3 separate regions of the Mus musculus genome follow, and all the other regions are linked to region 3. A link is a loop called in an ENCODE intact Hi-C map of the cell type or tissue named here. Cell type or tissue: heart. All regions are shown on one strand.

Region 1 (8,000 bases), 490 kb after region 3:
GCTCGGCCATGGGCTGCAGCCAATCAGGGAGTGATGCGTCCTAGGCGAAATATAACGCTCCTAAAAAAGGGGACGGGTTTCCGCCATTCTCTCTCGCTGGCATCTCTCTGGCTCTGCGCGCCCTGCGCTCGCTCGCTGCCTAAAGATGTAAACAATAGAGCGCGCGCGCCGGAGCTCTGGCTCCTAAAGATGTAATTGAAGGGGCTTTCGTTTTTGGGGCTGGGCGCTGGGCGCTTGCCCTCCTGGCTCCCAAAGATGTAAGCAATAAAGTTTTGCCGCAGAAGATTCTGGTCTGTTGTGTCTTTCCTGGCCGGGCGTGAGAACGCGTCTAATAAGACCAGAGCTGGATCAGTACAGATGTGGATGTACACAGCCAAATATTGAACTGAGCACAGGGACTCCCATGGGGAAGTTAGGTCAAGCATTGTAGGTGCTCATAGAAAGAACAATAATAACAACCAACCAGACCCCCAAAGCTCCCATGGACTAAAGAGTATACAGGGTGTACCCATGGCTCCAGCTGGATATGTTACAGAAGATTGCCTTATCTGGTATCACTGGGAGGGGACCCCCTTGGTCCTGTGGAGGCTTGATGACCTAGGATAGGATGCTAAGACAGGAGTGGGTGGGCGGGTGGGGGAGTACCCTCATAGAGACAGGGGGGGAAGGAGGGGGATAAGGAGCTTGTGGAGGGGAAACTGGGAAGGGGAATAACATTTGAAATGTAAATAAATAAAATAACCAATTAAAATGCAAAATTAAAAAAAACAAAAATCATGACTGTGGGAAGGGACTTCAGGGAGTGGAGGAGTGGTTAATAGGGATGGGAAGGAGACTATCAATAGTTTTTAAAGAAAATATCTTATGTATTCTTCAAAATTACTTACTTACGATTTTTTTATTAATTCTTTAGAGGAATTAAGAACTTCTTTTGTCTCCCTCCAAGCCTTTCAGCTTGCTTTTATTAGACAAAGGCATGTACATATAATTTCACTAGAATAGTAACTGGTCATTGCCTTTCTGACAGAAGCAAGTTATTCCCAGCTTTCTATGTCTAAGTCCAACAATTACCCTCTATACTCTTCCCTACCCCACATCCTTTTCTGTCTTGTTAACTTAGATGTGAATTGTCTTTTGTTTTGCTAAACTTTTTCTTTAATAGTTGAAGAAAGAAAACTTAGAGTATCTCCAGATAGAGGATCCTATCAGAAGTAATGGTTAAATTCATTGTTGACTTGGCTATTGATTTGTGTGTGTGTGTGTGTGCGTGTGTGTGTGTGTGTGTGTGTGTGTGTGTGTGTGTGTATGAAAGAGGGAGAGAGAGAGAGAAAGAGAGACAGAATTTGTAGAGAGACTTAACTAAAGGAAAGACCCATGCTGAAGCTGAATAAGGCAACCCCATCAGACAGGCTAGGAATGCAAATACAATAAAGGAGGAAAAGAAAAATCCAGCTAAATGGGAACATTGCCCTTTCACTGATTCCTGAACTGCTATGATGTAGCCTATTTTCCTTTACAATCTCTCCTAGGTTTGAATAAACCCTCTCCCCTGACCTCCAAAATACTATGAACAAAATAAATAATTCCTCTCTTAAGTTATTTGCCAGGATTTTGGACATAGTAACAACAACAACAACAACAACAACAACAACAATAACAACGTAACTAATTTGCTTACTTTTGCCCTGAGAAGAAAAATTGTGACATTAGATAAGTATGGCAATAGAGAATAGACATAACACATTAAAATTTCCCAAGAAAATGAGAGAGTATAAAAGGGTATCAAGATTGGACCACCTTTTGCCTCTCCACAATAAAGAGCCAATAAACAAAATTCCAAATCTAATTTAGTAAAGTTCAGGAAGTGACTGCAGGTTCTTAAGTGGAAAAGGGGACCCTATATAGGCAGAGGAACATAAACTAGGGGAGCTTAGGGCATTCCAGCACCATCTCCACAGAACCAACATGGGAACTGTAATACTCAGCCAGGACTTTTCCAGCATTTCAAGTACAGGAACTATTTGAGAATACAGGGAAAGGGGTGGTAAACCTTAAGTTTAGACCAACTTCTGCTACTAATTCACTGAGAAAGTATTTTCTCTAGATTCTATTTTTTTTCATTGTATAATGAGGGGAGCAAATAAGAGCAAATTTACCTTTAGCAGTGCTGTCAACACTGTCCTTGCATCTAGAAATGGTACTAGTTTCTATTGTCCCATGGTTTTCCATATCATACTGTGAAACCACCCATTTATCTTTACTGGTATTGTTTATCATCCATACTAGTTATTATAAATATATCTGTTTTCCCTGTATATCATGTCTCAGCTGTGCCCCCCCCCCTTTCTCCTCAGAAGCTTTTGGCCACCAACCTAAGAGTACAAAGTGAGAAGTGGAGAACAGAGTTCAGATGGACTGTGAGTATGGTGGAATGAACCCCCGGAGACTGCTGCAGTGAAACAAGACTATTTTATTGTTTCAGGGATACAATATATAAGAGCCTTATTAGGAGTATAGGTGGAAAGGGATAATTGGTCATAGCATCAAGTGAGCAAGAGGGGCTGATTGGCTATAATACAGTAGTACCTAGTTATCATGTAGGCAGGAAGCCAGAGCAGTATTTGTGTGCTGACATATACAGCCTTGTAGAGGCCTCTGTACAAGGTCACTTTTCAGACAAGGCCAGCCAACTATGTTTATGAACACTCTCCAGACAAAGACACTCTCCAGACAGAGACAGAGACAGGTGTGGTGGTTTGAATATGCATAACCCAGGGAGTGGCACTTTTGGGAAGTGTGGTCTTGTTGGAGGAGGTCTGTCACTGTGAGGGTGAGCTTTGAAACCCTCCTCCCAAGCACATGGGAGCCAATCTTCTCCGAGCTGCCTTTGGAACAAGAGGTAGAAGTTTCAGCTCCTCCAGGGTCACTGTGGCTGCTGAAAGCTGCAGTTCCTGCCTTGATGATAATGGACTGAACCTCTGAACCTGTAAGCCAGCCCCAATTAAGTGTTCTCCTTTATAAGAGTTGCCTTGTTCATGGTGTCTCTTCATGGCAATGAAAACCTTAAGACAACAAGGAAGCCCTGCTAAGGGGAGTACCCCATTTTGTGCTGAGCTCAGAAAGCCATCTAGTCATGGGGAACTGCTACCTTAATAACAAGGTTCCCTAACACTTGGCCACAACTTCCACCCCATATTTACTGAGCATCACTCACACTACCATTAATATTACTTTCATTAAAGTGATATATTTTTTCCTTTACAAAAATTTAATTATATACCTACCTATAAAATATAAACCCTTAAATTGGCAGTCTTGTATAAGCTTCCCAAAATTAAAATAAATCTTGCTGAATTTTAAAGATCTTATTAACCAACCACGGCTTCAATTAATTTTACATGTTTACTCATTTAATCATAATTAAAATTAAATAACATAAAACAAAACAGTCCCCAGAAATTAGATTTGGGGTTTTGTTGTTTTTTTCAAAAAAATTGTTTATTTTATGAATATGTGTGTGCCTGCATGAGTTTATGTGCACCGTGTAAGAATGAATTCTTAACTGTTGAACCATTTCTCCAGACTCCAGAATTGATTTTTCATAATGAATGTTTTCAAAATTTTAGATGGAAATGATAAATGTTCTGAAATATCTACAGGAAGTTCTATAAATGAATGCATTAATTTTCTGTAGCAACATACATAAATATTCACATTAAATGGAATATAGACTCTTATAGTATCATGCCACTTCAGATATTAAGACCAAATTAAATTGGGGTTTTTCAAAGCATTGTGGATTTTTAGAGCTGTGAACAGATATTTCAGACTTTCTCCCATTTTACAAATGAAAAAAATTGAGGCATGGAAATGCTCAAGAAATTATTCAAAGCTTTATTTCTAAGAGGTTAGAGTGTTAAAAGTGAATCCAGGTAGCCTGGCTGAACTGGAACTCTTAATTTTGCCAGAGGATTCCCCACTTCCATTATCTAAGTTGTTCAACATTCTCAAACCTTTACTTTGTGTCTCTACTGTCTTTTTTAGGGTTTTTACCTTCCTCCACAAGATTTACCTATAGTCTACTCCTTCAAAAGTACATTTACAATTCTGGTCCCCATGTCAATATTAAAAGAGCCAGGAGGCCCACACAGTGTTTTGCTTCTACTTTTTCTCAAGTGACAAAAGGCTTGTATTTAACTCCTCCATTGCATTTTATCCCAGCATCCTTGTAAAGGCTGTATTTATTTTGTACTTAGGTGGCTTGGTCCCAAATAAGTATATGCTTGGGATGAATTTGGGCATCTTCTGAGTAGAAGAAAGAGTTCACTCCATGAATAAGAATACCTAGCCTGAGCATTTTAAGAAAAAAAAAGGGGGGGGGGTAATTGGAAGTAAAGATGCATTGGCTTATGAATAGATATGACAAAATTATCATAATGAAGGAGTAAGGTTTGCATATTTTTTAAATACAGTATAGAAAAAGATGAAGAGTGTCTTACAATGGGGGTAGGGAGGAGGCACATCAAAGTGACTTTATTCTTTTGGGGGGAAGGCTTGTGAGAAAAGAAAAGCTCAATGGGCTCAATAGATCTTGGGCGACTGAAAAATAAAATGACTATTAGGTAGGCAAGGATAAGGAAGGAACTCTTTGAATAATCTACTTAAAGTCCGAGGAATGGATTGGAGCAGTTTCCTATCACATAGCCTTTAACTGCAATAGTTTCAAAATAGCCCAGCAGTGCTATCCAATGGATAACTGTGGAACTGCAGGCCACAGAATCTAAAGTTCCACTTGACACTAGAAACTATTAAGCTTCCATGTAAAACCTCACACTGACCCTAAGAAAGGCAGTTTAATATTTCTTCCTGACATACTTTTCCTCAACCTTTCACTACAGCCAACCCCTCAGATATTCCTTCATCGGTTTTCAGGCTTCTTTAAAGCTCTTATCCAGGTTATTCATTCTTCTTAACTCCTCAATCCAAACTCTGCCTGTTCTTCTCTAAGTGTTTTTGTTTAGTTGGGTTGGGATTTTATTTTTTGATATATAATTCTCACATATTCTAGAATATCCTTGAGCTAAGTATGTACTTCAGTGTAGACCTAAACTCTTTATATCCTTGTATCTACCTCCCAGGGTCTAAACTCACAGGAATACACCACCATACCCGGCTTTTGAGTGTTTCTTAATGATGAAAGCACTGAACGAGAAGACAGGAAACCTAGATTGTATACTACTCTGTCTTGGTGATTTATTTACTTTATGATCTTGGGTTAGTCACTTCCCCTTGAGGCATATTACGTTTTAGGCTTCCAATAGAGATAGAGTGAAAATATCACAAAAGGTCATATGTGAGAGTTCTTTATAAATAATAAAACAATTCTACATAAATACAGGATACCTGAATGACACCACTTTCATAAAATGTCTCCTTGAATTACCTTAGACTAGAAAATCCTAACTACTCCACAAATTCTTTTGGCACAAATTTTGGTGTCATTTATTTGGTGTTTACACATACACATAGGTCTGAGTTAATTTAATTCTAGAGGAACTAAATGCTTTTTGGAACCTATGGACATATGTGGGTTGATATTTCTCCTCTGACACCGATGGCTCAATAGTTTTAAGAAGTTCATTTACTTTTAAATAAAGTCATATCATTAGTAAAAAACTAAATAATCATAAATACCTCACAGAGATGTTACAAAGAGATAAATACTTACTTAAATAATCTACTTAAGTGCCTTGTTATCATGAAAGAAGTCAAAGTAGTGGTTAGGACAGAGTTGATTTCTATAAACCTTCAGTGATACAACAAAGGCAAGTGACGCAATCTCAGTTCCTGAACTGATGAGTTCTAAGATGTGAGGAATAATTCAGACTCCAGTTTTGACCCAAGAGACCAGGGAACCCACAGAGCACTGCCTTTTAAAGCCATGTTACTCAACACGCCTGGATCAATGATTAACTAGGAGAGCCACAACTTGTTAATGTAAAGACAATAACAGCCCACAACACAAATCCCAACCCTAAAGGAACTCTATATACCGTGACCTATCTGCCCAAGGCTTAGGGATCATTTCAGAAGACCGGCAAAATAGTATAAGAGCTTGAGAGTCTAAATGACAAGAAAACAGCATCTTCTGGAGCCATTCACAACACTTAGCTTGTGGAAAGGATAAACAGTTTTCTCTGAGAGTGTAGCCACTTGTAAGTCAGCCACTTCTAGAGAAGACCATACATGGAAGAATATTTGGGTACCACAAATTGGTCTTGAAGGATTTTTGAAAATAAGGACTGGTAAGTTTGGGGAGAATTGGCTGGATGAATATGATCAAAACACATAGTTCAAACTCTCAAAGAAATAATAAAAATTTAAAAAATACTACCAAAATCTATGGTCTAAGGTAAAAGGGAAATCATTTTATGGGAGTAAAGTTTTCACTTTGAATGATATAATAGTTCTAAGAATGTTTAGTGACATGTTTACAACATTATAAATATATATAAATGCAAGTAAACTATAAACTTAAAATGGCTACATTGGAAAGTGTTATGCTATGTAAAATTTTACTCCCATAAAATTTTTATCAAAATTGTATTAAATTAAACTTATGTCTAAATGTATTAGGGCTTCTATGAATATGACAAAACACTGTGGCCAAAAATCAACTTGGAGAAGAAAGAGCTTATTTCATCTTATACTTAGAGGTGACAGTTCACATCTGGGGAAATTAGGGCAAGAACTCAAGGCAGAAACCTCAAGGCAGAAGCAAATGGAGAGGCCTTGGAGGAATGATGCTTACTAGCTTGCTCCTAGCTTGCTCATTCTGCTTTCTTATAGCATCAGGACCACCAGTTCAGAGGTGGCACCACCCACAATAATCTAGGCATTTTCATGCCCATCACCAGAGACTTTCCAACAAGCTAATCTAGTGGTAGAACTAAGGTTCTCTCTCTCAAAATGACTTTAGCATGTATCAAGTTGACACAAAAACTAGCCTGCACAGAGTAGCAAATAAAGGGCTTCTATGAGTTGGATCAGTTATTAATGCCAAAACTCTGACATGTCCTTACTGATATATATATATATATATATATATATATATATATATATATATATATATATAATTTCCTGAATTTGTAAGAGATCTAAGATTTAGCCTACAAAACCAGACATTCTATATTTTGTTTTAGAAGTGAACATCAATAGAGGGTTTTTATATGGTTTTTCTGTGTGATGATACTAATTGTTACCAGCTCTTTTATATGTATATATCTCCTTTTACTATATACATCTTCTAAAAGTTAAGACATAGTTGACATTCATTAATGTGTGTTAACATGGTGTCCTGTGTCCAGCCTGCCCCAGGGCAGAAGCTGAAAACAACCTAGATGTCCCATGACAGAAGAATGGATACAGAAAAATGTGGTTCATTTATACAATGGAGTACTAGTCAGCTATTAAGAATGAGGACATCCTGAATTTTGTAGGCAAATGGATGGAACTAGAAAATCTTGAATGAGCTAACTCATACCCAAAAGGACATGTATGGTATATACTCACTAATAAGTGGATATTAGCAAAAAAAAAAAAAAAAAAAAAAGAATGGCACAGAATACTCAAAATCAAGTCCACAGAACTCAAAAAGTTCATCAAGTTGAAGTGCCCAAATGAGGATGCCTCAATCCCACTTGGGAGAGAGAAGAAAGCATTCACAAGTGGGGAGAGAGGGAAGGACCTGGGAGGAAAAGAGGATGGGGTATCTGGGGGTCTTGGGGGGGAGAGGGAAATCTTATGTGGTATTGAGTGAGGGAAAAGGACTGAGGCCCTGAGGGCCAGCAGAAAAAATGCAAACAGGTAACCTCAGCAAATAGGAGGTTTAGGGGATCCCCCCACCCCCCAATGCACCAGAGACCTGGGAGGTGAGAGATTCCCAGGACTCAAAGGGAGGGACCTTAGATGAAATGCCAGACAGTAGGGAGAGGGAACTT
Region 2 (8,000 bases), 150 kb after region 3:
CTCAAAAAAGGCCATCACCAAGAAAAACAAAACAAAATACAATGATGATGAAGATATAATGGTTGCAGAGGAAGAAAGCTGATCCACTGTTGGTAGCAATGTAAAGTAGTCCTGCTGCTTAGAAAATCAGTATGCAAGTTCCTCAAAATGCAAAGTAGAACTTTCATATGTCTCAGACATCATATTCCTGTGTATGCAACTGAAGGCATAAACTTCAGAATACAATAAAGATTCCCACACATAGATTATTGCAGTATTAGTCATAATAACTTGTAACTAACTTTTAAATCTATTTTTAATGATGATTCTTAAACACTTTAACCTCCCTTGTAGTCCACCACCCACCAGAGGTAGTGGACAAGAAAGGATACGGGGTGTGGGTGTGGGGGTCGGGAAAGTGGGCCTGCTTAGAAAGGTTCCTTGGAGAAACTCCCATCTGCGTTGTCAGGAAATCAGCAGTTGAGTTCACAGGTCAGCAGAGGCAGCTTGATCCAGTCACAAACACTTCACAGATATTCTAGCAGTTCAGTTCGGTAGAGTCAGGATAGCAAACAGAAATCAGCAGCAGTGGCAAGCTAGTCATCAGGAGGGGCCAGGGAGGAACTTCAGGAGTTCTCTGCTGTGTCTCTCTTAGGAAAATCAACAAGCTTTGCACAGCTGGCTCTATAAGCAAGCCTCACTCACAGTCCGTTGAGTCCTGTTTATACCCTCCAAATATCACGTGTTCTCCATGTGTCTTGCCTCAACACCTGTCTAGCCTTAACACAGTGTCTGTCTCAGCTGACATCACTCTTCCAATCAGCCTGAGTTCTCAGAAGTGGCAAGGAACTGCAGCACATCACCAGAAGTTTTTTGGTGCGTTTCTCTCTATGGAGTCCCGACAAATTGAGTTCAAGTACACAATGTAAGGTGGACCGATACATGCGTGTTGTTAGCAAAGATTCTTTCATCATCTGTCCTTTTACATGTTTGGTTTAGCCAAACATCCTCTCACCTGCTTCAGCCAAATGTACCTTCACAAGTCTGTCTTAGCCTTTCACCTGTGTTCGCTTCATGAAAATACTCCTTCATGTGTTTGCCCCAGCAAAACACCATCCAACACAACCGACTCTCCAAAGAACCCTTGACTTTCCATTTCAATAACTAAGATGTAAAAAGCAGAGGTTGCCATGAACAAATGACTGGATAAAAGTATGTGATACATGGATACAACAATACATACTTCACCCATAAAGAAGAATATTATGTTATGTTATTTTTAAGAAAATGGTTGGAAGAGATCACTATTGTAGAGAGAACCTTAGGCATCACCTGTCAATAAAAAGCCTATGGCCAATGAGCTGAGGCAGGATTAGAAGGTGGGACATCCAGCAGAAGGATGTAGGATTCTGGGACACAGTCAGACACTGGAGATTTGCCCGGAACACTGAAGGAGATGGTTGCATGAAAATGAGGAGAGGTAACCAAACCACATGGCAGGACCACATGACAAGACTTAGAATATTGTAAACAGGATAATTGAGTTATGAGCTAGTTCGCAAACAAGCCAACGATTTTGGCCTAGTCATTATTCATGAAATATTAAGTCTCAGAGTCATATTTCTGGGAACAAAGAGGCTGGGTAGAAAAGCCTGTGGTTGCCCTTTCCCGATTTCCCCTCTGCAAACCCCCTATCCCCTCCCCCTGATTCTATGAGGGTGTTCCCCCACCCACCTACCCACTCCCACCTCACTGCCCTAGCATTCCTCTACACTGGGACATCAAGCCTTCACAGGACTAAGGGCCTTCCCTCCCATTGATGCCAGATAAGGCCTCATTCAGCTCCTTCCGTCCTTGCCCCTAACTCCTCCATTGGGGACACAGTGCTCAGTCCAATGGTTGGCTGTAAGCATCCACTTCTTTACTTGCCAGGCACTGGCAGAGCCTCTCAGGAGACAGCTATATCAGGGTCCTGTCAGCACTTGTTGGCATCTTGAAATGGTGTCTGGGTTTGGTAACTGTATATGGGATGGATCCCCAGGTGGGGCAGTCTCTGAATGGCCTTTCCTTCAGTCTCTGCTCCACACTTTGTCCCTGCATTTCCTTTAGACAGGAGCAATTATGGGTAAATATTTTTGAGATGGGTGGGTGGCTCCATCCCTCAACCAGGGGGCCTTGCCTAACCTCTTGATATGGTCTCTACAGGTTCTCTCTCCACTTTGTTGGGTATTTCAGCTAATGTCATCCCCGTGGGATCCTGGGAGCCTCTTGCTTTCCTGGCATCTGGAACTTTCTGGTTGCTACCCCCAGTTCCCCATCCGACATTGCTACACACCTCTGTTCAATTTCCTGACCCTCTGTACATCTTTTCCATCTCCTCCCATACCTGATCTTACCCCCTTTCCCCTCCCCCTCTTCTCTCCCTCTCAAATTCATCCCACCCTCTAGTTCCCTTGATTTTTTTTGTCCCCCTTCTAAGTAGGACTGAATCATCCATTCTTTGGTCTTCCTTCCTCTTGAGCTTCATGTGGTTCATGAGTTGTATCGTAGGTATTCCATGCTCTTTGCCTAATAACCACTTATCAGTGATTACATACGGTGTGTGGTTTATTGTGACTTAGTTACCTCACTCAGGATGCTATTTACTAGATCCATCTATTTGCCTGTGAATTTCATGAATTCATTGTTTTTAATAGCTGAGTAGTATTACATCGTGTAAATGTATCACATTTTCTGTATCCAATCCTCTGTTGAAGGACATCTGGGTTCTAGGCACATATCCAAACATGTTGGAGCATCTTTTGGATATGTGCCTAGGAGCGGTATAGCTGGGTCTTCAGGTAGTACTATATCCAATTTTCTGAGGAATCACTAAACTGATCTCCAGAGTGGTTGTACCAGTTTGCAATCCCACCAGCAATGGAGGAGTGTCCCTTTTTCTCCATATCCTCGGCAGCATCTGCTGGCACCAAATTTTTGATCTTAGCCATTTTGACTGGTGTGTGGTGGAATCTCAGGGTTTTGATTTGCATTTCCCTGATGATTAAGGATGCTGTACATTTCTTTAGGTGCTTCTCGGCCATTCAGTATTCCTCAGTTGAGAATTCTCTGTTTGGCTTTGTTCCCAATTTTTAATAGGGTTATTTGGTTCTCTGGTTTTCTTTTTGAACCAGAGGAAGTGCAAAATTTGACTGCTTCTATTGAAATAATCTATGCTTCAAGAAACTTGCTCTACCAATTCGTTTGCAAAAAAGTATAGCCCCTCACTTCTTCAAAGCAGTTTGAGGATCATTAAAGTCTGTTGTCTTTCCAAACAATCATTTACAAAGCAAAGCAAAGCAAAGCAAAGCATAGCAAACAAAACAAAACAGAACAAAAAAACCCTACCTTCTGCAAACCTGGTCTACCCTCGCCCTCTGGTGTCAAAATTAAGTATTGCCTTCTAGAGTTTAAAAGCTTCGAGTAAGCTGCACAGCCTTTGAAAAGATAAGCACCTTAAGAGGGGAAAGATGTGCGGGACCTGGAAGGAGTGGAGAGAGGGTATTCTGAGGTTGGGAAGTATTGTATGAAAGAAGAATCTATTTTCAATAAAAAATAGAAAAAAGTTCTCTTTTTCACCATCACTGAACCTCAGGGTGCTTGGCACAAGCCTTCACCATAACACATTAAAAATTCAAAGTGAAGGCCGGAGAGGCGCATGATGTTCTAAAAAAAAAAAAAAAAAATCAAAGTGAGCAACCTGCCTCCAATTGGACCCCAAAGTTAGTTAATTTCCTACTTTCCATTGGAAACTACATAGACAAAAGAACTTGGTGTCAGAAATGCTTCTGGAGTCTCAAAAATCATTAAATATGTCCAAAGTTCAAAACACAGTGTCCCTACTTAATGGGCATTGATGTTGGAAGAGAGGTGGCTTCCAGAAGGGCCCAGAATTTTAATGGCAAAGACAGTCTGGAGCATTTGTCCATTTTCACATTTGACATGAGTGTGAGGTCCTTGAGAGGAGGCTGGCTCTCCTTCAGGGAGGAAATGGGGACACTGTTCTTTTCCAATTATCCCTAATTTTCAGATTACACATGGCTCTGGTGGTATTTTATAACCTGATGGCTTTGTGAACTCCAGATTGAAATAGGGAACAAAATAATCATAAGATGTAGAGGGAGGGAGGAACCTGGGAGGGAAAGAGGAGGGGAAAGGAAAAAAGGGGGCCAGAATCAGGTATTGGAAAGGACAGGAGAAAGAACAGAGGGTCAGGAAATTGAATAGAAGTATGTAGCAGTAGGGGATGGGGAACTGGGGGTAGCCACTAGAAAGTCCCAGATGCCAAGGAGCTGAGATGTTCCCAGGACCCAATGGGGATGACTTTAGCTGAAATACCCAACAAAGGGGAGAGAGAACCTGTAGAGATCACCTCCAGTAGATAGCCATGGCCCCCAGTTGAGGGATGGGGCCACCCACCCATCTCAAAATATTTAATCCAGAAATGTTCTTGTCCAAGGGAAGACAGGGACAAAAAATGGAAGAGACTGAAGGAAAGGCCATTCAGAGACTGCCCCACCTAGTGATACATCCCATCTTCAGACACCAAACCCAGACACTATTGCTGATGCCAAGAAGTGCTTGCTGACAGGAATCTGGTATGGCTCTCCCCAGAGAGGCTCTGCTAGCACCTGACCAATATAGATGCAGATCGCAGCCAACCATTGGACTGAGCACGGGGTCCCCAATGGAAGAGTTAAGGGAAGGACTGAAGGAGCTGAAGGGTTTTGCAACCCCATAGGATGAACAACAATATCAACTAACCGGACCACCCAGATCTCCCAGGGACTAAACCACCAACTAAAGAGTACACATGGAGGGATCTATGACTCCAGATACATATGTAGGAGAGGATTAACTTATCTGACATCAATGAGAGGGGAGGCCCTTGGTCCTGTGGAGGCTTGATGCCCCAGTGTAGGGGAATGCTAGAGTAGTGAGGGAGGAGTGGGGGAACACCCTCATAGAAGCAAAGGGGAAAGGGAGAGGGGGAATATAATGGGGGTTGTGAGGGGTAACCAGGAAGGGAGTATCATTTGAAATGTAAATGAATAAAATGATTTTTAAAAAACGATCTAGTAGAAGCTGAGTCCCAGGGTAGTTGTGGGACAATATAGGTGGCCTCCAGGTTCAGAGGAACTGGTTTGGATTCTCCCACAGGGTAATTCAAGAGATGTTGACTGATACCTTGTACCTTCCTAGAAAACAGAATTATCAACAAGCTCAGATTTTAATACATCTTTTCTGATTTCAAAGTAATGGTCTAAAATCCATCCAAGAGAGAGTATTATGTGCTGACATTGTCTTCCAACCAGAAAATCTACTAAATGTATTCTATCTGTTCAGCATGACATTGAGCTTTAACAACCTCGTCTAATTGTTTGTTTCTATTGCTGTGATAAAACACCGTGACCAAAAGCAAGTTGGGGAGGAAAGGGTTTATTTGGCTTACACTTCTACATCACAGTTCATCAAAGGAAGTCAGGACAGGAACTGAAACAGGACAGGAACCTGGAGGCAGGAGCTGATGCAGAGGCTATGGAGGGGTGCTGCTTATTAGCTTATTCATCATGGCTTGCTTAGCCTGCTTTCTTATGAAACTCAGGACCACCAACCCTGGATGGCCTCACTCATGATGGTTTGGGCCTTCCCTGATTGATCACTAATTAAGAAAATGCTCTACAGTCTTGCCACAGGCCATTCTGGTGGGAAGATTTTCTCAATTGAGGCTCCCTCCTCGAAGCCAAATGACTTCAGGTTTGTGTCAAGTTGATATAAATAAAGCCAGCTGGCTCAGAGCTTGGTCAATTAAACCACACAATACTGTTTGAAATGTGACTAGTGATCAGTACATTGTGAATGAGAGATCATCAGAGGATTTCTGCACACTCAGGAGGCTTGTAGGAAGTTGGGATTTTTTCAGTCCTGATCAGGTTACCTGCTAAGCTTGTCTGTGTTCACTGTACCCTGATCTCCTTATTCCCTGGGAATGGACATGGTAGCATCCATAGCAGTGGAGAAAAATGGATGCCAGGTGTGTATGGCAGAGAAAATAAGCAGATTAAAAAAAAAAAAAAGACCAAACCAGTAACTACCTGAACAACAATGAAACAATAAAATGACTCCTAATGATGTTCAGCTATACTCATAAGTTGGTACCTTACTCAGTCTCCATCAATCTCTTATTGCTCAGGGAACCCTGAAGAAGAGGAGGCAGGAGTGGGGAAGACAGAGGGGATGCAGGACACCAGGAGAACAAGGTCTCCTAAAACAACTGAGTAAAGCTTATATGAACTCACAAAGACTGAAGTAGCAAGCACAGGGCCCTCACAGGTCTATACCAGGTCCTCTGTGTATATATTATAGCTTTCAGTTAGTATTTTTATGGCATTCCTGGATATGTAAATGAGTGGGTCGCTGATTCTTATGACTTCTCTTTCATTTTTCTGTTGTCTTGGCTTGTCCAACTTCAATTAAGATGGGTTTTGTTTTATCTTGTTATATTTTATTTTGTTTTATTTTGTTGTTATTTCTTAGAAGCCTGTTCTTTTCTAATGAGAGACAGGAAGGGAGTGGATCTGGAGATGAGGAGGGAGGGAAGAACTGAGAGGAGTAGAGGGAGGGAAGGGAAACTGTATTCAGATTATTTAAAAAGTCCTTCTGGATTCATCAAAAAATTAAAAATGGCAAGAAATATTTCTCAAAGATATAGAGAGAAGATATTTCTCAAATATAAAGAGAGGGAGAGAGAGGGAGAAAGGGAGAGGGGGGAGAGAGGGAAAAAGAGAGAGAGGGAGAAGAAAGTTGTGTTTAATAAAGTAGAGAAAGGAGTCTGAGATGCCTTGTCTAGTTTTTGAAGTCTTTGGTGTACTATCTGGGGATGTTTGGCTTATAAATAACATGGCAAAGGCTTGTTCCTCTGTACTCTAAGGTTCTGTGGTTTAAACTAGCCTACATTGAAAGAGAGCAGAGTTTTGAGGAACACTCAATGTTATCTCTCATTCATTTCCACAGTGCAGGTAATAACTGAATTTGATTAGTCATTCCCTCATTGATTCTTTTTTTTTTCCCCCTCATTGATTCTTATGCCAGTGGTTTGATAGAACCAGTAGAACTCTGCCTCAGGCATGATGATTGAGCCATATTAGATATAGAATAAAGACCAGATACGGGACTTTTTATACAATTAGCAGGTAATCATCATTATTACGATGATTTAGATGTCTGGCCAGATTAGGTCAAAGGCCACCTTGCCTAATTCTGTAATGAAGGTTAATGAGTTCTGGCTAAGTGACTTTCATTTGACCTGTATTTGGGACAGGAGAAGGAGCCACATATGCATATGGTGCTATCATCCTCATTAGGAAAGAAGTTGGTGTTTTCATAGGGAAAGGGGATTAGTGTCTAGTAGTGTCCTAAATTCCCCCATATGACAGTCCAGAGTAAATGTGTAAGGGAAAAAGTGTATCTGAGGAACGGATAGAAACAATTTGAAAACGTTTTACAGGCCAAAAAGAAGAGCAGTGGGAGAGGAGGTCAAAGAGAAGGAGATGGAGTCAAGTTGTTAAGCAAAAGGGTGGCTGCTGGCGAGGAATCCATACGTGAGCAATAGCTTGTGTGCACACAAAGGAATGGCCGTTGGGGAATGAGGTTAGAGGAGATGAGCTAATCCATCAAGGCACATGGGACATACTTTTCACGGCTGAGAGTTCTGTGGCAAGGCTATGAAAATTTAGATGTAAGGAATCTCTGAGTATGTTTTTAAATTATTGTCTGAGATCTAATCACAGGGTATAGCTATGATGCAGCCAGCATTCTTGGTTGGAGTGGGTACAACGGCCAAATATTTTTTTGCCAAGGAAAATCTATATTACTATTATTTTTGAGAATCTGTGGTACAAACTTTGATGAATTTCTGATAATGCCTCCCAGTAGACAGCCAGAGGGATAGAGAACATGAGACCTATTATACAAAATGTGTT
Region 3 (8,000 bases):
CTCTGAAACAAAAAAGAGGAGTCCTTCTGATCTCCTGTGACCGTGTGAGGTATATTTGATAAATGAGATTTATAAATTCCTAACATCTATTCAGGCTGGCAGAAACTGACCTAAGGATATATTTCTAGCCTCTTTAACTTTGCTAACTTGTTCAACTTTAGCTATTTGGATAAACTGAGATATACAAAAACAAAAAACAAAAAAAAACTAATATTATGTAATGATACACTATAAAAAGATAAAATTTAAGATTCCTAGTCTTTCTGTAGATTGTATTTATAATTTTTAAGGTTCTCAATCCCTCTATGAATTTATTATTTAAAGTTTTATTTTCCTGCTAGAGATTTTCAAGTAAATCTTCAATTTAAATGTTAAAAGTAAAACTTAACAGGGGATAACATTGTAAAATCCTAATTTCATAAAAGCTGAATACTTGCAGACTGTTGAAGACAATTAAGACATGCAAATTAATGGTCAGTCACCTTATAAATGATCTAATTCTTTAATGTGCTCAGAACTGCATTTATAAGCATGCCCAGTACAAATGTAATTCATTTACAGGGACAGGCTTTATTTAGCCTCCTGTTTTCAAGGATAAGACTCAAAAAGTATACAAAAGTAAAATTTAAAATAAGGTATACTTAATATCCCCAAAACTCCTCAGAGATTTGCTGAATATGGTATTTAAAATGTCTACTAAAAAAATCTTCCCATGATAGACAAAACACCATATCCTGGCAGACATAAGTTCTCCCCCAAAGAAGTTGATTCCATCTCAATTGTGGGAATGCTAACCACTGAGAAAACAGCCCTGTGTTTTGCCTACTGCAACCATCCAGCCCAAACTGTGGAGAAGCAGGACACTGGAGAGTTGATTGTCCCTCTTGGCCTCACCAAGGTAGGCAGGCTGGTGTCCTCATCCACAGGAAAGGATTTCAGATTTCTGGTTCTGGCAACCAAAGACTGATCCAGCCCTGTGTGGCAGTCAAGGAGTTAATGCTGTCCTGTCCTGTGCTAGTGCTGAGGGCTGATGCCTCTCAGGGTGTTAGCATTTTGTATAAGCTAGGCCCCACAGTTATCTGGCAACAGCAGATGTGCCTGACTCACTATAAAGGGGGATGTTTGGCTCCTCCTCTCTCTTGCTCTTGCCTTCCTGCGCTCACTCTGTCTTCTCATCTGTCTCCTCTATCCCTATTTCCTTCCCCCCTCTCTCTCCACATGCTCATGACCAGCCTCTCTCTACTCCTCTATTCCTCCTTCTCTCTCTCTCTCTCTCTCTCTCTCTCTCTCTCTCTCTCTCTCTCTGTGTGTGTGTGTGTGTGTGTGTGTGTGTGTCTCTACTACACTCTTAACTCCCCTCCCCATTGTTGGGATTACAGAAAAGATGAAGAGCTAGGCAGTGTGGCAGCACTTTAATCCCAGCACTTGAGAGGCAGAGGCAGGCAGATTTCTGAGTTCGAGGCCAGCCTGGTCTACAGAGTGAGTTCCAGGACAGCCAGAGCTATACAGAGAAACCCTGTCTCCATAAACCAAAAAAAAAAAAAAAAAAAAAAAAAGGGTAGTAGAGCCAGAGACAGGCAGAGAGAAGGAAAGAGTAGAGAAGCAGAGGCCAGCCATGAGCATGTGGAGAGAGGGGAAAGGGAAAGGGAAGAGCCCAAGAGGACAAGAGAGAAGCAAGCTGGAAACAGGAGTAAGAGAGGGAGGAGGGGGCAAGCAGCCCCTTTTATAGTGGGCCAGGCCTACCTGGCTATTGCCAGGTAACTGTAGGGAGGAGCATACCTGGCTATTGCCAGGTAACTGTGGGGTGGAGCTTAGACAGAATGCTAACATTCCCCTGTTTTGGTTTAATTAAAAAAAGAAAAAAATTAGAAAGAGGTGATGGTGAAGCAGGAATAGGGTCCTTGTAATATGTGGCTGCTTCATGCTGGCATTGGAGGTAACATGTCTCTAGGGAACCTAGAAGAATGGGTATGGGGGATGTTGGTCCAGTCTTAGGAGAGTTGGCTGTTTCCTTGCTGTCCAGGGACTGTGGAGCCATCTGAGGATAGGTCAGAAGGAACAGGTCCAGTAGAAGTGTCTGTGTTTGTGACAGGAGACTGGAACATCTGGAGGTTGCTTTTCAGGAGCTATCCTGGGCATAGTAAGCACCTGGACTTGAAAAGATATTGAAAATATATTATTACAGGTAGAGAATAAGATTAAGTACATTTGGGAAAAACATTTTTCTTAAGATGTACATTTGAAACCCAGAGGAATCCCACCCTCTGGAATGGCTTGGGCAGATGTAATTATCTGGATGGAGCCTATTTGGTCCATGAGAGGTGGATCTGAGTGGGTGTCCTGTAGCTTATAAATTTATAAAAGAAATAACTACATGAGTTGACAACATAAATAGTCCTTAAGATGAGCCTTTTGTGGAGCAGAAGGAACAAGATGAAAAAGTTGAAAAAGTTGGATCATATAGTGAAATGTTTCATTAGAGTTAGGCAAAGTTATAGGAACTCAGATAATGTTAGGACAGTGGCATAGCAAGAAGAGGAAATAAGAAGCATTTGATGAATGGAAACAGAGTTTAGGTAAGGAGAGAACAGATTACATCTGTGAAAGCTTTTTTCTAGCTGTCAATGTAGTCAGAAGTTTGGGGAATAAACAGTACTTTAGCAGTTAAAAAGTGACAGAGTTCACTAGCCAAAAGTTCCCATAGACTCTATGGCAACTTGGGCGGTCAGTCTGGCTTTCAAGCACAGAAGACGAAGGGCTTTTTCTGTGGAATGGATATGCATGACATGAGAAATGACTTACCTTGGTTTAGCTAAGTCATTGGACTCAGAGTATCCAGTGTTGCCCACTGAGTATTTCAGCGATTATCATATCACAATCCAGGCAGCATCCTGTAGTTGTGTCCACATCTTCTTAGACCATCTACCACCCTGGGCCAACTGTTAAAGACTTTGGGAATTCTGTCTGTCATAAACTTAATAATTAACAAACTTCTGACAGGATTGAGCACTATGTAGATTGGCTATAACTGAATATAATTTAATGACAGTAGTAAAAATCATATTAAGACAGGATAGGAATGAAAACCTTAGGTAACTTTGACAGGCTGTGTAGGTAGAGAAAAGTATATTTTTGTATTAGCAAAGAAATGTTCGGCTAGGACTAGAATAAGAAAGCTGGCAGCAATGGCATAAGGTCATGGTGACAGAAAATGAGTCTGTCCACGCAGGTTCAGGCCTGTGACACAAACTAGGCACGCAGGCCACGAGAACAGGCCAGGGGTGTGGGAACATGGATAGGTAACCACTTGGGCCTTTTTGACTGCATAGCCCACATGGCAGAGGCTGGGTGGCAGCAGCTCCCATAGTAGAGGTCTGTGAAACTCACAGCAGCCAGTAGGTGGTGGTGGTTCTGTGCGGTAGGGCATGGTGGCTGTAGCTGCACAGTGGCCTGCAGGTCGCTGTCCCACCACTAGGGGGCCCCCGCAGCAGCAGCAGCACCACATTACGGGCTTGGTGACTGTAGCTGCACAGCGCAGCTGGTGGACCTGTGGGGAAGAGACGCAGCAAGTCAGGCCGGAGGGTCTGCACGGTTGAGGGGCGGGACTTCCTGCTCACGGCCAGAAGTCACAGGGAGGGGCATCCTACTTGCTGCTGGAAGTCCTGGGCAGCATTCCTGCTGTCAGAGTCCTAAGTGGGCAGGGAAAAGGAAGCACCTGAAATAGCGTGTTCCATATCCTAACAATGAAGTTGTGGCACATTGCACCCCTAGTCTTTATAAGTCCTGAGTAGAGTGGGAGATAGATAGGGAAAGAGGAAGGGAGGAAGAGGCTTGCTAGTTCAGGAAAACAGCTTCTTTGGTGGGGGGGGGGGGGGGGGCGGCAACAGACGGGACCCCTGGCAGGACGCAAGGGGTAGGGACATACCCACTTTTCCCACCATGAATTGAGAGCAGGGCTAAGGAGCAGAGTGGGAAGGGCAGCAAGTAGGGTCCAAACTGGTTGAACTAGTCTGCAGCAAGCTGCAAATGAGGGAGGCAGGGGCCAGCCGAGCTTGAGTGGGCTGAGGGAGCGCACTGACAGTCAGGGGGAGATGGATACAGAGCCAAGAGCAAGAAGTGGGGAAGGGCAGCAGAGTCCCTGGCAGGGGGCAGAGCTAGACCCACTTGAACCGGCAGAACCAGCTGCCGCAGCAGGAGCTGCAGCAGGAGCTGGAATCAGCAAATGAGGGAGGGGAAAGGGGGGAGGGGAAAAGTCTGTGTCATCGGTCATTAGCGAGAAAGTAACAGTTTAGCAGAGATGTAGAGATACTGTTTTAGACCAAGACACCCCATTAAATCGAGGCAGAGACAGTGAAGTGACCCCTGGGTAAGAGAATCGGATTAACTGCCCCTGCCAGTGTCCTGAGGGCATTAATAACCCAAGAGAGATTCTAGCATAGGCCAGAACACCAGGTCATCATGTAGGGGCCTGGGGGCTAACACTCAGCCGGTGCTCTTGAACCAGAGACCGGTTCACCTGGGCCCAGGAATTTCTCTGGCATGGGGAGGGGAGTTAAGAGGGTAATAGAGACAGAGAAAGACAGAGGAAAGGAGAGAGTAGAGAAGTAGAGGCCGGCCATGACCACATGGCGAGAGGGGAGAAGGGAAGAGCCCAAGAGGGCAAGAGAGAAGCAAGAGGGAAACAGGAGTAAGAGAGAGGAAGGGGCAAGCAGCCCCTTTTATAGTGGGCCAGGCCAACCTGGCTGTTGCCAGGTAACTGTGCAGAGGAGCATACCTGGCTATTGCCAGGTAACTGCAGGGTAGAGCTTAGACAGAATGCTAACACTCATGCTCTATTTTATACTATACCATCACATGGCTGGTCCCTCAGAGGGAAAGGGATGCCTTGGCCTGGGCCTGCAGAGGCACTCCCTTCCCCCCATACCTGACTACACCTCCTCTAAAACATATTCCTTCTCTTGCTTTATCTTTTTATAAAGCACAACACTGAGAACTCTGCTTCCAAGGAGAAACAAAGTGAATATGTCAGGTAACCATTTAAGTAATGTGTAAGCCTCTGTCATTTTAATCAATACAAAGGTCATTTGCACTCCCTACTCAAATGTAACCTGGTCAGGTTTATGATGAGACTAGTGGCTAACTGTAGCTTTATCAGTTTAGCACCAGCAAGCAACCAACTTCTCACCCAATGGCTGTACCTGCTTGTTCAGTCCGTTTCTACATGAAGGCAGGCCTTGTTTTTTTCTAGAGATACTAGGTCTCTTGCTGGCAAAGTCAAAATCCAGTTTCCCCTGCTGACAGGCTTCATACTAAAAAGAAGGGATAAACTCATAAAACAGGTTTCAATGTAAAATTTTGCTACTCCTTTATTTAAATTAACTTACTTAGCCATGACTGCTCTCAATTATCAGCTAACCATGTCTCATGGTAAATAACTGGATTAAAAAGATATAAGGGCTGGAGAGATGGCTCAGCGATTAAGAGCACTAACTGCTCTTCCGAAGGTCCTGAGTTCAAATCCCATTAACCACATGGTGACTCACAACCATCAGAATTGAGATCTGATGCCCTCTTCTGGTGTGTCTGAAGACAGCTACTCACACATAATAAATATATCTTTAAAAAAAGATTTAAAACTTATGTAAGTTATAAAAGTCTAAAAATAATTTGAAATATATAAATTTAAGTTATAAAGATCGAAAAATGATTTGAAGTCTCTGTCCTATCTATATGTATTTCCAGCCCTCCAGATAGAGATAAGAATGTTCACATTTTAAACCAAGAATCATCTTAGGGGAGGGGGCAAGCTTTTTCTCTAACTCAAAGGCATTAGTCTATTCAAACTGTTTACAGACATGTGTAAACTCCTTTTTCTACAATGAGGACTTCAGTGCAAATGAAAACAATGGTAACAATATTATTTTTAAAACTTTTATCTCTTTTACTAAACTTCAGGGAGTTGTGACTTGGATCTACCTATTACAGGTCAAACAGAAACCAGATAAGTACTCCTGTCAATCAAGAGCTTAAGCTTTCTTTCCCCTTGAGGGTGGGTTCTCTCCTAATGTAAAAACTTCTCCTAGGTTTCTGAACTTTACCTTATGTCTCCAGTCTATATCTGCCCCAACAGATTTCCTATCAACTAAAGACTACAAACACACCAACCTCCAGTGAGCCTTCAGAACCAATAAGCCCAGAATTGCTGAAAACCAATGTAAACCCAGATGCTTCTGACCGAATTTCTTATCAGCTGTCAACCAGTATTCCAGACTGCTCAAAGCAGCCTAGACTTTACTAGCTCTAGGTGGTCCAACAGAGCCCAGGCAGCAAAGCAGTTGCATCCTGTCCTTTTGTCCTTTAACCAGCATTTCAACATTCCTGGGCCCTGACAACAAGATCCTAATTTCAGCCAGGAAACAGCTACAAAAGAGAATATGTCTCCCCTTATTTCCAACAAAAGACTAAAATATTAGATCCAAAGGAAACTAGTGCCTCTCTACCAGAGTCCCTTCCCTTCTCTCTGGAAAAAGGAAAAAATGGCTACCTGTGGTGCCTATTGCCATACCAGGACCCATGTTCATCTCTAGACTCTTTCACTATCATAAATATCTCTTAAAAATCAGAGACTTACAAAACTTAGAAAAAGGGATTCTCAAGATGGAGGTTAGGTTGAAGAGGTCCCTGAAGGTGTCATACAAGGAAGTGAACTGTGTGAAAAGATAGGAATAAAAACCTGGTGCAGATTTACTTCATCCACCTGGATCAGACTTCAGGGAGTCTAATCCCAGGCAATTCATTGCCACCATATTTAAAACACATTATGATTTAGAAAATGGCTTCCATGCAGCAATTAATCAGTTTCATGGAGTTTTATAATAACAGAACAAAGAAAGGTATAAATCAAGACATTTTAAAAATACATTGGGCTGGAGAGATGGCTCAGCAGGTTAAGAGCACTGACTGCTCTTCCAGAGGTCTTGAGTTCAAATCCCAGCAACCACATGGTGACTCACAACCATCTGTAATGGGATCTGGTGCCCTCTTCTGGCACACTGGTATACATGCAATTCTCATATACCTAATATAAATAAATCTTAAAAACAAACAAAAAAAACCAACCAAAACCAAAACCCCCCCAAAAAAACTCAGTAAAAAAAAATTGATGGGGGTAGTGGTATGAGACAAGCATCTGGGTCCTAATTTCAAGCAGGAGGAAGAGGATGTAGTGCATACTGAGGGGAAATGACTGCCGAACACAAACCAGAAGTCATAGGAACGATCATAGGATCATAGTTGTCATGTAAAAATATTTTTACCGAAAAAGCAGCTTGAATGTCTGCCGAAATATTCAAGTTTACCCAAAGAGAGGCACCACTAGAACACTAATGAGAGATCGTGATGCAGCTGCCCTTCTGGATTTTTTAAAAATAATGTGTGACCCTTCACCTTTGATCCCCTGAGCTGCATTACCTTGGGTTGTTGAGAGGATAATTGAAAACTCAGAAGAAAGGTGCTTTTGCAACTGAGCCTTGTCCTATGGTTGGGCCAAGAGGCAGTGGTAAGGAACTACGTGGGGGAGGGCACGGATCATGGCTGTGGAGGCAGGCTGCTGAGATTCAGGTTCCACCTTGACCTCTTGCAAGGGTTCTGACTGCAGCATGGGATATATACAGAGAAATCCAGTCTCAAAAAACTCAAAAAAAAAAAGTTTTAGGGTCATTTTTGGGTTCTTCTGTATTTATTTTTAGAATTTTAGGCAGTTTCTCTCTCTCTTTATTTTTATTTATTTATTTGTTTGTTTGTTTGTTTTGTTTCTTTTGTTTTGTTTTGTTTTGTTTTGTTTTTAGAGAAAGGGTTTCTCCTTGTAGTCCTGGATGTCCTGGAACTCTGTAGACCAGGCTGGCCTTGAACTCAGAAATCCACCAGCCTCTGCCTCCCAAGTGCTTGTATTAAAGGCGTGCGCCACCACAGCCAGAATTAGGGGTTTTTTAAAAAAGTTT

Evidence for each region. Hi-C counts contacts between places; a loop is a spot of excess contacts. Peaks named below come from ENCODE experiments on the same cell type or tissue, not always from the same donor. Only the 100,000 strongest peaks of a DNase experiment are listed, where the experiment ranks them.
Region 1: a loop joins it to region 3, with 20 times the contacts of the local background. A loop is called at or near these places in 4 of 42 quality-filtered maps.
Region 2: it touches region 3 in a loop (12-fold over the local background); 19 of 42 quality-filtered maps call a loop at or near these places.

What each region holds. Positions count from the first base shown.
Region 1 is chrX:95,354,506-95,362,505 of GRCm38, forward strand. No RefSeq gene overlaps it. Among named protein-coding and RNA genes, the nearest start is that of Amer1, 86 kb to the right of the region's middle. In heart, a CTCF peak has its summit at 4,758; no DNase peak of the experiment used is centred here.
Region 2 is chrX:95,008,837-95,016,836 of GRCm38, forward strand. No RefSeq gene overlaps it. Among named protein-coding and RNA genes, the nearest start is that of Spin4, 14 kb to the right of the region's middle. In heart, a CTCF peak has its summit at 3,409 (motif pointing left); no DNase peak of the experiment used is centred here.
Region 3 is chrX:94,862,265-94,870,264 of GRCm38, forward strand. No RefSeq gene overlaps it. Among named protein-coding and RNA genes, the nearest start is that of Gm39526, 130 kb to the left of the region's middle. In heart, a CTCF peak has its summit at 7,030 (motif pointing left); a DNase peak (open chromatin) is centred at 3,507; H3K4me3 peaks cover 814 bases; H3K27ac peaks cover 960 bases.